2 separate regions of the Homo sapiens genome follow, and region 2 is linked to region 1. Evidence: chromatin loops called from intact Hi-C (ENCODE). Cell type or tissue: OCI-LY7. All regions are shown on one strand.

Region 1 (5,000 bases):
CAGAAAAAAAATAATAATAATACATTAACCAGATGTGGTGATATACATCTGTAGTTCTAGCTAGTTGAGAGGCTTAGGTAGGAGAATTGCAATTCTGCGGTGAGCTATGATTGCATCACTGCACTGAACAATAGAGCGAGATCCTGTCCCCAACAAACAACAAACAGAGAAAAAACAAACAACAACAAAAAAAACCTCACTCCAATTTCTTCCCATACACTCAAAATACAATGTGAAGTCTGCTACCCCAACTGTACAGTTTTCTCCTCCTCTCTTCATGTTTTTGTCTGGGGCCCCCAACCCATTAATCTTGTTCTCACTTTAGGGTCTTTGTGTTGACAGTTTCTTCTGTTAGAAACTCATACTCACATCTCATCTCTGGATGGATTTTCTCTTTCACTCATATGTTGCCTTTGTAAGGTCTCCCTGGACCACCAAATCAAAAGTCCTTGGCCTCTCCCACCACTCTATTCTAATTGCTTGCCTATCTGATATCTTACCTGTTTATTATTTTATTTGCTCATAGTTCTTCTCCTGTGGAAGCTGAGATCTGGGCTGCCTCATTCACCACTGTGTCCTAGTGCCTTGAATACCCATGGAGTAAGCATTCAATAAGAATCTACTGAATGAATAGGGTTATAGTTTGGCTGCGTCCCCACCAAAATCTCACCTTGAATTATGGATCCCATAATCCCCACATGTTCTGGGAGGGACCCAGTGGGACGTAATTGAATCATGGGGGTGGGTCTTTCCAGCATTGTTCTCGTGATAGAAAATAAGTCTCATGAGATCTATTGGTTTTATAAGGGGCAGTTCCCCTGCATGTGCTCTCTTTCTTGCTGCCGTATAACACTTGTCTTTGTTCCCCCTTCAACTTCCACCATGATCATTAGCCCCTCTGCCATGTGGAACTGTGAATCCATTAGAACTCTTTTTCTTTATAAATTACCCACTCTTGGGTATTTATTCATAACAGTATGAAAATGGACTGATATAAACAGTGAACCCTTCTCAGATTTCTCTTTCTCTGTCTCCTTCTCTCCTTGAGTATTTCCTCTCTTTTTCCTAAAATACTATCCTTTAGATGGGATCAGAATAACTTCCTTAAGATTTCCTTTTTGCTGAGTTTAGAGTTGTTTGCCTTTGCCTTATTGTAAAATATTTCCTGTATTCTCAGAAAAGAACAGTTAAAATTCTATCTCTGGCTTCATTTCCATCCCTCTCCCAAATCAAGGTCACTCTGAAGAAGGCTCTTCCTCCCTCTCTTTTTCTCTGCCTACAGACAAGTAATAAATGTCAGTGGAATGGATAGATGAACTCTATAGATGTCTTCTGCAGAAGTGTGGGGTGGGGGATCACATTTTTCAGAATGTTCAAGAATGCAGACTTTTTTTCCATGTGCAGAGAAATGCTTTTAAAATTCCCTGATGGCTGCGTGGAAGGAACTGCTCTTTGTGCATGTTTTTACTTTAAACAAAAATTCCAAACACATGGCTTGGGTCCATATTGCTTATGGGTTGCTTCTTACAGTCACTGCTTTTGGCATCTCTTTCCCTCATGCAATAACACATCTTTCAGAGAGCAATTGATACTTTCATTATGAAAAAAAAATAGTAGTGACTGGCTCTAGTAGATTATTACAAGGTAGTTATGTTCAAATGATGTTGGCAAACATTGTCATTGGCTTCCCAAGAGTAGGCAAAGCTGCCGCTTCATGATAGTATCAGTATTTAGTCCTCCAGCAGGTATTCACAGCTTTTCACCTTTGAAAGAAGATCACATCAGTCTCATTTATCTGTGCATGCATTCAGTTGAATTTGACAGACATGCAATTATATATTGATTCTATAGAACATACCATGCATATGCCTAGTTGCTGGGCTATATAGGATAATTTTGAAGGATTCTTTGAACTGATATCAACAGGTCATTTTTCCTTATTTTTGCCCTCATAATAATTGAGTAATATGTGGTAGAACCTAAAAAATCTCATTACATTACTCATCTGCAATTCATACGTTTTAGTCTCTGGCATGAATAAATCAAGGAACGTGAAAATGTAGCATCTTGGGTGAGAAAACATTTCGCATGAATTATCACATGCTTCAATGTGGTTTGCCTCAATTCAGAGAATCAGTGTTATTTCCAGGTAAGGAGATTCAAGGAGAAAAAATGAAAAACAGAATATTACATGAACCTCTGCCTAGATCAAGCATAAGAATGACTAGCATATGCTCTTGCCATTAACAGTTATTTGACCTGCTGTGTGGTAACATTCAGAAGGACAAAAATAGAAGCCTTGTTTGCAAGCAGCTGTTTCTGTCAAGTCTTGGAGTACATTGTAAGAGAATCCTCTCTATGCTTGCCTGGAGAGATTGAGTAACTCAGCCATCATCCTTCTATTATGGGAACACAACCACAACATGCCATCAAGATATTTAAAGTGTGAATTGGACAATTACTGTAACAAATTTTAAACTTAAACCAGACCAAGACTTTTTCTCTGCTCATAAATTTTCAGGAAAAATAATTCATACTCCTTCACCTGTTTTTCTTTTTCTTTCCCCCATATTCCATTCTCCAACTTTCCTAAGTTTATTTCTACTTTGAAACCCAAATCAAAATCTATTTTGATTTTGGGCAGATTTTTACCTGGGCAGATTTTCCCAGGTAAAAGACATTTTCTGTTGGCACTCAATCAATTACCTGTGGATGTATCTTTTTGGGTTTTCTTTTTTGTGTGTGTGTGACAAGGTCTCACTTTTTCACTATATATAGATATAGATATACAGATATAGGGGGAACTTCTTCCCTTATATATTGCCCCCAAGTGGGCAATTTGTGTATATCAAACCATTAATGAAACTACTCCTTTTTCTTATATAGGAATCACTTGTTTTGTTGTTAAATTTAAAGTGAAAATGGTGTGAGTTTGATCAAGTAGAAGGATAAGCAGGTGAAAATTCTATGAGTTTGATGGGTCAGAGGAAAAGAAGACTATAATTCACACATTATGATTTCTCACAAAGCTCTGCTTTCAACTGCCTGAATGAACGATGGCAAAGTAATTAAACTTCTCATTTGTTGGTTGTGATCTCTGTGAAGCAGGAATCACAATGTCTCTCAGAGAATTACCTTCAGGTGATATTGAAAAGATAAAATAGGGGAAGAGTTTTAGCTTTCATAGGAGGCCATTACAGTATCTAGAACACATGATGTGAACTTCCATGATAATCTTCCCTAAGTGTCTGTACATATGGAACATATGAATGTCTGCAAAAGGCAGAGCCTGCCAGCAAGAGAAATTCCATCTACAGTCTTCAGTTGTAAGAAATAATGTTTTAACTATTCACAATAGCAAGGACATGGAGTTAACCAAAATACCCATTGACAGTGGACTGGATTAAAAGAAATGTGATACATACACACCAAGCAGTCATATAAAAGAAAGAGATCCTGTCCTTTGCAGCAAGATGGATGGAGCTGGAGGCCATTATATTAAAATAATTAATGCAAGATCCTAAAACCAAATACTGCATGCTGTCACTTATAAGGGGAAGCTAAATTTTAAGTACGCATGGACACAAGGAAGGAAACAACAGACCTTGGGGCCTACTTGAGAGTGGAGGGTGGGAGGAGGGAGAGGATTGAAAAACTACATATCAGGTACTATGCTGATTACCTGTGTGATGAAATAATCTGCACACCAAACTCCCAAGACAAGCAGATTACCTATATAAAAACCCTGCACTTGTACCCCTGAACCTAAAATAAATAAAAACAAATACATAAACAAATACATACATAGATAAATAATGTAACATCTGAAAAACACACTGGAGCAGAATACAATAACAGGAGGCATTCCTGTAAAGATTAAAAAGAGAGAGAGAGAGATGAGCTTTTAACAATGGAGATTTGCTTCAGGATCCCTGAAACCTCTGTCTCTAGTAATTTACCTCCTAAATTGACTTATTTCCACTGTGGCACTTATTTCCACTGTGACTCACACATGATACCCCTGTGAGGAATGAGTGTTTTTCCATTGGCTCCATTCTCACTTATCTCACACCAATTGTTTAAAACAGTCTCTTTCTTAGAGTAGCTGAACTTCAACTCCATTCCCTTTGGCCCCAGGCTAACTTCCTGATGGCTACTTCTATGCCACTTAGCTCTATGCTCTGTTTGTTATAAAAGGTGAGGAAGCAGTGTTTATTCCCCAGCCATGGGTCACCTGCCCAGCTTGAGTGACTTCAGCCCTGGCCTGTCTGAGCCCTATACTGGAGCACTTGGTCTCTATCCCTCAACGGGAGGTGTTGGTCATATAAGGGCCACAGGAAAACTGCCTATCTTGCAGGTGGTAGGCTCAGTGCTTGTGATAATCGTTCCACATAATACTCACATGGAAACACTGTGGGAATGTGAGACACAGAAAGCTGAAGCTATTTTCTCAAGGGAACAGGGCTGATGTGCCTGTTTCCTATGTCTGTTGTAATAGTTGACCATGAATTTAGTGGCTCAAAAAATGATTAAAAAAAAAAAAATTAGATTCAGAGAGTACGTGTGCGGGTGTGTTACATGAGTATATTAAGTGATGCTGAGGTCTAGAGTTCTAATGATACTGTCATCCAAGTAGTGAACATAGCACCTGATAGTTTTTCACTCCTTGACCACCTCCCACTTTCCCCCGAGTAGTTCCCAGTGTCTATTGTTGCCATCTTTATGTTTATGAGTACCAAATGTTTAGCTCCCACTTATGAGAAAGAACATGCAGCGTTTGATTTTCTGCTCCTCTTTGGGGGCTATTTTGAAATATGTCAGCGAAATGTATTTTGGGGTAAAGAACTTCAATTTCTGTCAGGACTTGCTATCTGTCACATTGGTATCTTACTGCTACAAAGAGTCTGTTTGGTCCCAGAGATCCCTAAGAATCTCTGGATCACACTTTGAGACTAGCCAGTGCTATGCTAAGAGTAGAGATTCTAGACCCCCAAAGCTTG
Region 2 (5,000 bases), 69 kb before region 1:
GAAAGGATATGAACAGACACTTCTCAAAAGAAGACATTTATACAGCCAAGAAACATATGAAAAAAAGCTCATGATCACTGTCCTTAGAGAAATGCAAATCACAATCACAATGAGATAACATCTCATGCCAGTTAGAATGGTGATCATTAAAAAGGTAGGAAACAACAGATACTGGAGAGCATGTGAAGAAGTAGGAATGCTTTTATACTGTTTGTGGAACCGTAAATTCGTTCAACCATGGTGGAAGACAGCGTGGTGATTCCTTAGGGAGGCAGAACCAGAAATACTGTTTGACCCAGCAATCCTATTACTGGTTATACATCCAAAGGATTATAAATCATTCTACTATAAAGACATGTGCACACATAGTATTTATTGAAGCACTATTCACAATAGCAAAGACTAGGAACCAACACAAATACCCATCAATGACAGACTGGATAAAGAAAAGTGGCACATATACAGCATGGAACTAATCAGCCACCAAAAAGGATGAGTTCATGTCCTTTGTAGATACATAGATGAAGCTGGAAACCATCATTCTCAGCAAACTAACACAGAAACAGAAAACAAAACACTGCATATTCTCTCTCATAAGTGGGAGTTGAACCATGAGAACACATGGACACAGAGAGGGCAATATCAAACACTGGGGCCTCTTGGGAGGTGGGGGGCTATGGGAGGGATAGCATTAGAAGAAATACCTAATGTGGATAGATGACTGGTTGATGGGTGCAGCAAACCACCATGGGATGTGTATACCTATGTAACAAACCTGCACGTTCTGCACATGTACCCCAGAACTTAAAGTATTGAAAAAATACAATAATAATAATAATAGTCCCAGGAAAAAATTATTTCTCTTTAAGCTTTCTTACCACAAAAAAAATCTCTTTATTTTTATAACTTTCTTTATATCTCTTTTTATTTTCTGATTCCTTTCACCTTATTTCATATATAACCATTAAATAAGCTTTGAATTAGACAAAACTTTTTCACCATTATTTGAAAAGGACACAAGTTTTTTTTTTTCTTAGGAAGAATGTTGTCCTACAATAAGTACTTTTTGGAAAACATCTAAATTATGAAATATCTACTATTTAATTTAATATAACTTTATATTCTAAATTATGACCCGTTTGTCTACAAGTATTTATCCTATGACATTTACCTGATTGTTTTGTTTTCATTAATTATTCATGAAAATTGTAATAGTTGTGATTTATAACTTTTAAAGTTACAAAAGTGCTATTGTAAAATTATAACTGAGAAAGTGAAGAAAGCTTTTACCTAACTGACTGCATCTTGCTCTTAACTTCCTAGCTGTCCTTGTTCATTCCTGGGCAAAGGCCAAAGTAACTTTGCAAGGAAATTAGTTTTCAGGTTAGCTTTGAAACAGAGACCATAACAGTGCTTTCCCAAAACAAACCTCCTTACTGCCTGTAGACTAAACTGCTTAAAGCCAAAAGATTAGAAGTTATGGTAATTTTACTAAGTAACTCAAGATGTAACTATTTTCATTACACCAACATGAATGTCTTACTTATTAAAAATTACACAAGCAAAGGTCAGTCTGTTTTGGGCTGGGTTTATACTTCTGTAGTCCCTATGCCAAAATATGACATCTTATACTGTTTGGCAGGGATAAGTCTGACATTACTTGATTAATAAATGAAAAAAAATGTATGCTGGCAATTATTAAGACATTTCTAATATTACTTTACCAATTATTTTAAAGCTAGCTTTGTTTATTAAATATTTTACTTAAGTTATATCAACTTGAAAAAGAACTTGACTAGTCCTTTTTTTTCCTGGTAAAGTATTTGATTTAAGCACTTTTATATTTCTTCAAGCCAATTACAGCTGTTTTATATATTTTTAGTAGTGAAACATTGTGTACCCAACCCATAAATACATAGACTTATTAGGCATGCCAATGGAAGTACATTTTATACATTCATAAACACCCTTCCTTTCATGTGTGTCCATGTGAAGAGACCACCAAACAGGCTTTGTGTGAGCAATAAATTTTAATCACCTGGGTGCAGGTGGGCTGAGTCCGAAAAGAGAGTCAGCGATGGGAGATAGGGGTAGGGCAGTTTTATTGGATTTGGGTAGGTAAAGAAAAATTACAGTCAAAGGGGTTGTTCTCTGGGGGGCAGGAGTGGGGGTCGCAAGGTGCTCAGTGGGGGAGATTTTTGAGCCAGGATGAGCCAGGAAAATGACTTTCATAAGGTAATGTCATCACTTAAGACAAGAACCGGCCATGTTCACTTCTTTTGTGGTGGAATGTCATCCGTTAAGCTTGGGGAGGGTATTTTCACTTCTTTTGTGATTCTTCAGTTACTTCAGGCCATCTGGGCATATACATGCAAATCACAGGGGATATGATGGCTTAGCTTGGGCTCAGAGGCCTGACACTTCCTCTTTCCCCCCCTATCTTGGACTTTTAGATTCTTGATAACCTGTTTCACAACCCTAGCTGGTTGTCAGCTAAATAGCCTTAAATTTGGATATTAAAGGAAACAATTCAAGTGAAAATCAAATAGCAAATTTACATCATAAGGTACAGAGAGAAAAAGTCTGGTTTTCCTAGAGGGAGATGCTTTTATTTTTCTTTGAACCAAATAAAACAAAATTACACAAATCCATCATATGATTTTATAAGGAAACCAATTTTATTTAGATAAGGATGACCTATCTTTTAAATGGATCTCTGAGCTCTGGGCAGAGCCTCTCAAAAAGCCACAACTTTTGCACCCCCTACCCCCCCCCCAAAAAAAAAAACCACAAGGTCTTAGACGAGAAAAACAAACAAAAACAAAACATGAAGGTCTTTTAAATACAAACATGCAAACATACACACACACGCGTGCGCACAAACACGCACACACATCATGGATCTTAGCCTTTTAATTACACTGACTTCTAACCATTGAGATCCTTTAAAACATGTTTTTAAATCTCATTACCTTATTTCAGCTAGGATAAAATGCTGCTATTTCAGAAGTATAGCCATTGCTCTTTCAGTTTGGTCTGCCTGGCAAAAAGGCGGCCTTGTAATGTAAATGAAAGCCCTTAAGAATCTTTCCTTTTAGTTTTTTTCTTTTGCTAGCTGTTCTCCTACCCTTACCATACCACCCCTTTTTGTGTGTGGCAGGGGATGCATGGGGGACAGTAATTAGCTATTTCAGAGGACTTGTTCCTTATAATTTAGAGTTCTCCTTTGGATTTGACCAAGTCCAGATGTGTGTCAGACCCTAAATGTGTTGCTTGAAGAATGTGCTTTTCAGGGTCATTACCCCCTGAACTGGTTCAGTCCACTTGTTTCACAGCTACCTGGTGCAGTGTGCCAGGGGCTCGAGGTGTGGGAGGGATCAGATACTTATATGCAGCTGCTGGCTGAGATTAGACCCTAAGTATTTTTTCTGAGGGGGAAACCTATTTATAGCAACTGCACGTCTTAGGGAGCATTCATCCCAGACAAACTAATGCAATTCTCAGTCGCCTGAGAATTTTGCCAAGGTTGAGGATGTGCACCTGTGACAACCTCAGGAAGTCCTGATGACATGTGCCCAAGGTGATTGGGCACAGCTTGGTTTTATCCATTTTAGGGAGACAAGAGACATCAATTAATATACGTAAGAAGCAAAATGGTTCTGTCCAGAAAGACAGGACAACTCAAAATAAGCCCCTCCTGCCACATGCTTCCAGGTTACAGGTAGATGAGAGACAAATGGTCCCATTCTTTTGGATTTCTGATAAGCCTTTCCAAAAGAGACAACCAGAATATGCATCTATTTCCCTTACCAGAGGAATGACTTTGAATAGCCTGCCATACTTGTTGTTAGAAGTAAATGCCCATCTACATAAAATGGGTAGCTCAAGTCTAACAATTTTATACACACTGAGGGCTCTGGGTTATGATGATTGTTGTCTTTGCTGTTACAGTTCATATTGTCATCTAACTGTCAGGCCTCTGAGCCCAAGCCTACATGTATACATCCACATGGCCTGAAGCAAGTGAAGAATTACAAAAGAAGTGAAAATGGCCAGTTCCTGCCTTAACTGATGACATTACCTAGTGAAATTCCTTCTCCTGGCTCAGAAGCTCCCCCACTGAGCAAGTTGTGACACCCACCCCTGCCCACCAGAGAACAACGCACTTTGACTGTAGTTTTTCCACTCCCTACCCAAATCATATAAAATGGCCGTGTCAGGCCTCTGAGCCCAAGCTAAGCCATCATATCCCCTGTGACCTGCACATAAACATCCAGATGGCCAGTTCCTGCCTTAACTGATGACATTCCACCACAAAAGAAGTGAAAATGGCCTGTTCTTGCCTTAATGGATGGCATTATCTTGTGAAATTCCTTCTCCTGGCTCATCCTGGCTCAAAAGCTCCCCTACTGAGCACCTTGTGACCCCCACTCCTGCACACCAGAGAACAACCCACCTTTTTGTTTACCTACCCAAATCCTATAAAATGGCCCTACACCTTCCTATCTCCCTTTGCTGAATTTCTTTTTGGACTCAGCCCGCCTGCACCCAGGTGAAATAAGCAGCCATGTTGCTCACACAAAGCCTGTTTGGTGGTCTCTTCACATGGACGTGCATGAAATTTGGTGCCCTGATTCTGATCGGGGGACCACCCTTGGGAGATCAATCCCCTGTCCTCCTGCTCTTTGCTCCATCAGAAAGGTCTACCTATGACCTCAGGTCCTCAGACCCACCACCCCAAGAAACATCTCACCCATTTCAAATCTGGTAAGCGGCCTCTTTTTACTGTCTTCTCCAAACTCCCTCACTATCCCTCAACCTCTTTCTCCTTTCAATCTTGGCACCACACTTCAATCTCTCCCTTCTCTTAATTTCTATTCCTTTCATTTTCTGGTAGAGAAAAAGGAGACACGTTTTATCCGTGGAGCCAAAACTCTGGCGCCGGTCATGAACTAGGGAAGGCAGCCTTCCCTTGGTGTTTAATCATTGCAGAGACACCT

The links. Peaks named below come from ENCODE experiments on the same cell type or tissue, not always from the same donor. Only the 100,000 strongest peaks of a DNase experiment are listed, where the experiment ranks them.
Region 2: a loop joins it to region 1, with 3.0 times the contacts of the local background. A loop is called at or near these places in 1 of 110 quality-filtered maps.

The regions. Positions count from the first base shown.
Region 1 is chrY:15,576,623-15,581,622 of GRCh38, forward strand. No RefSeq gene overlaps it. Among named protein-coding and RNA genes, the nearest start is that of NLGN4Y-AS1, 780 kb to the left of the region's middle. In OCI-LY7, CTCF peaks have their summits at 2,824 (motif pointing left) and 3,028; a DNase peak (open chromatin) is centred at 2,819.
Region 2 is chrY:15,508,100-15,513,099 of GRCh38, forward strand. No RefSeq gene overlaps it. Among named protein-coding and RNA genes, the nearest start is that of NLGN4Y-AS1, 710 kb to the left of the region's middle. In OCI-LY7, no CTCF peak of the experiment used is centred here; DNase peaks (open chromatin) are centred at 2,035, 2,372 and 3,372; H3K4me3 peaks cover 2,804 bases; H3K27ac peaks cover 4,204 bases.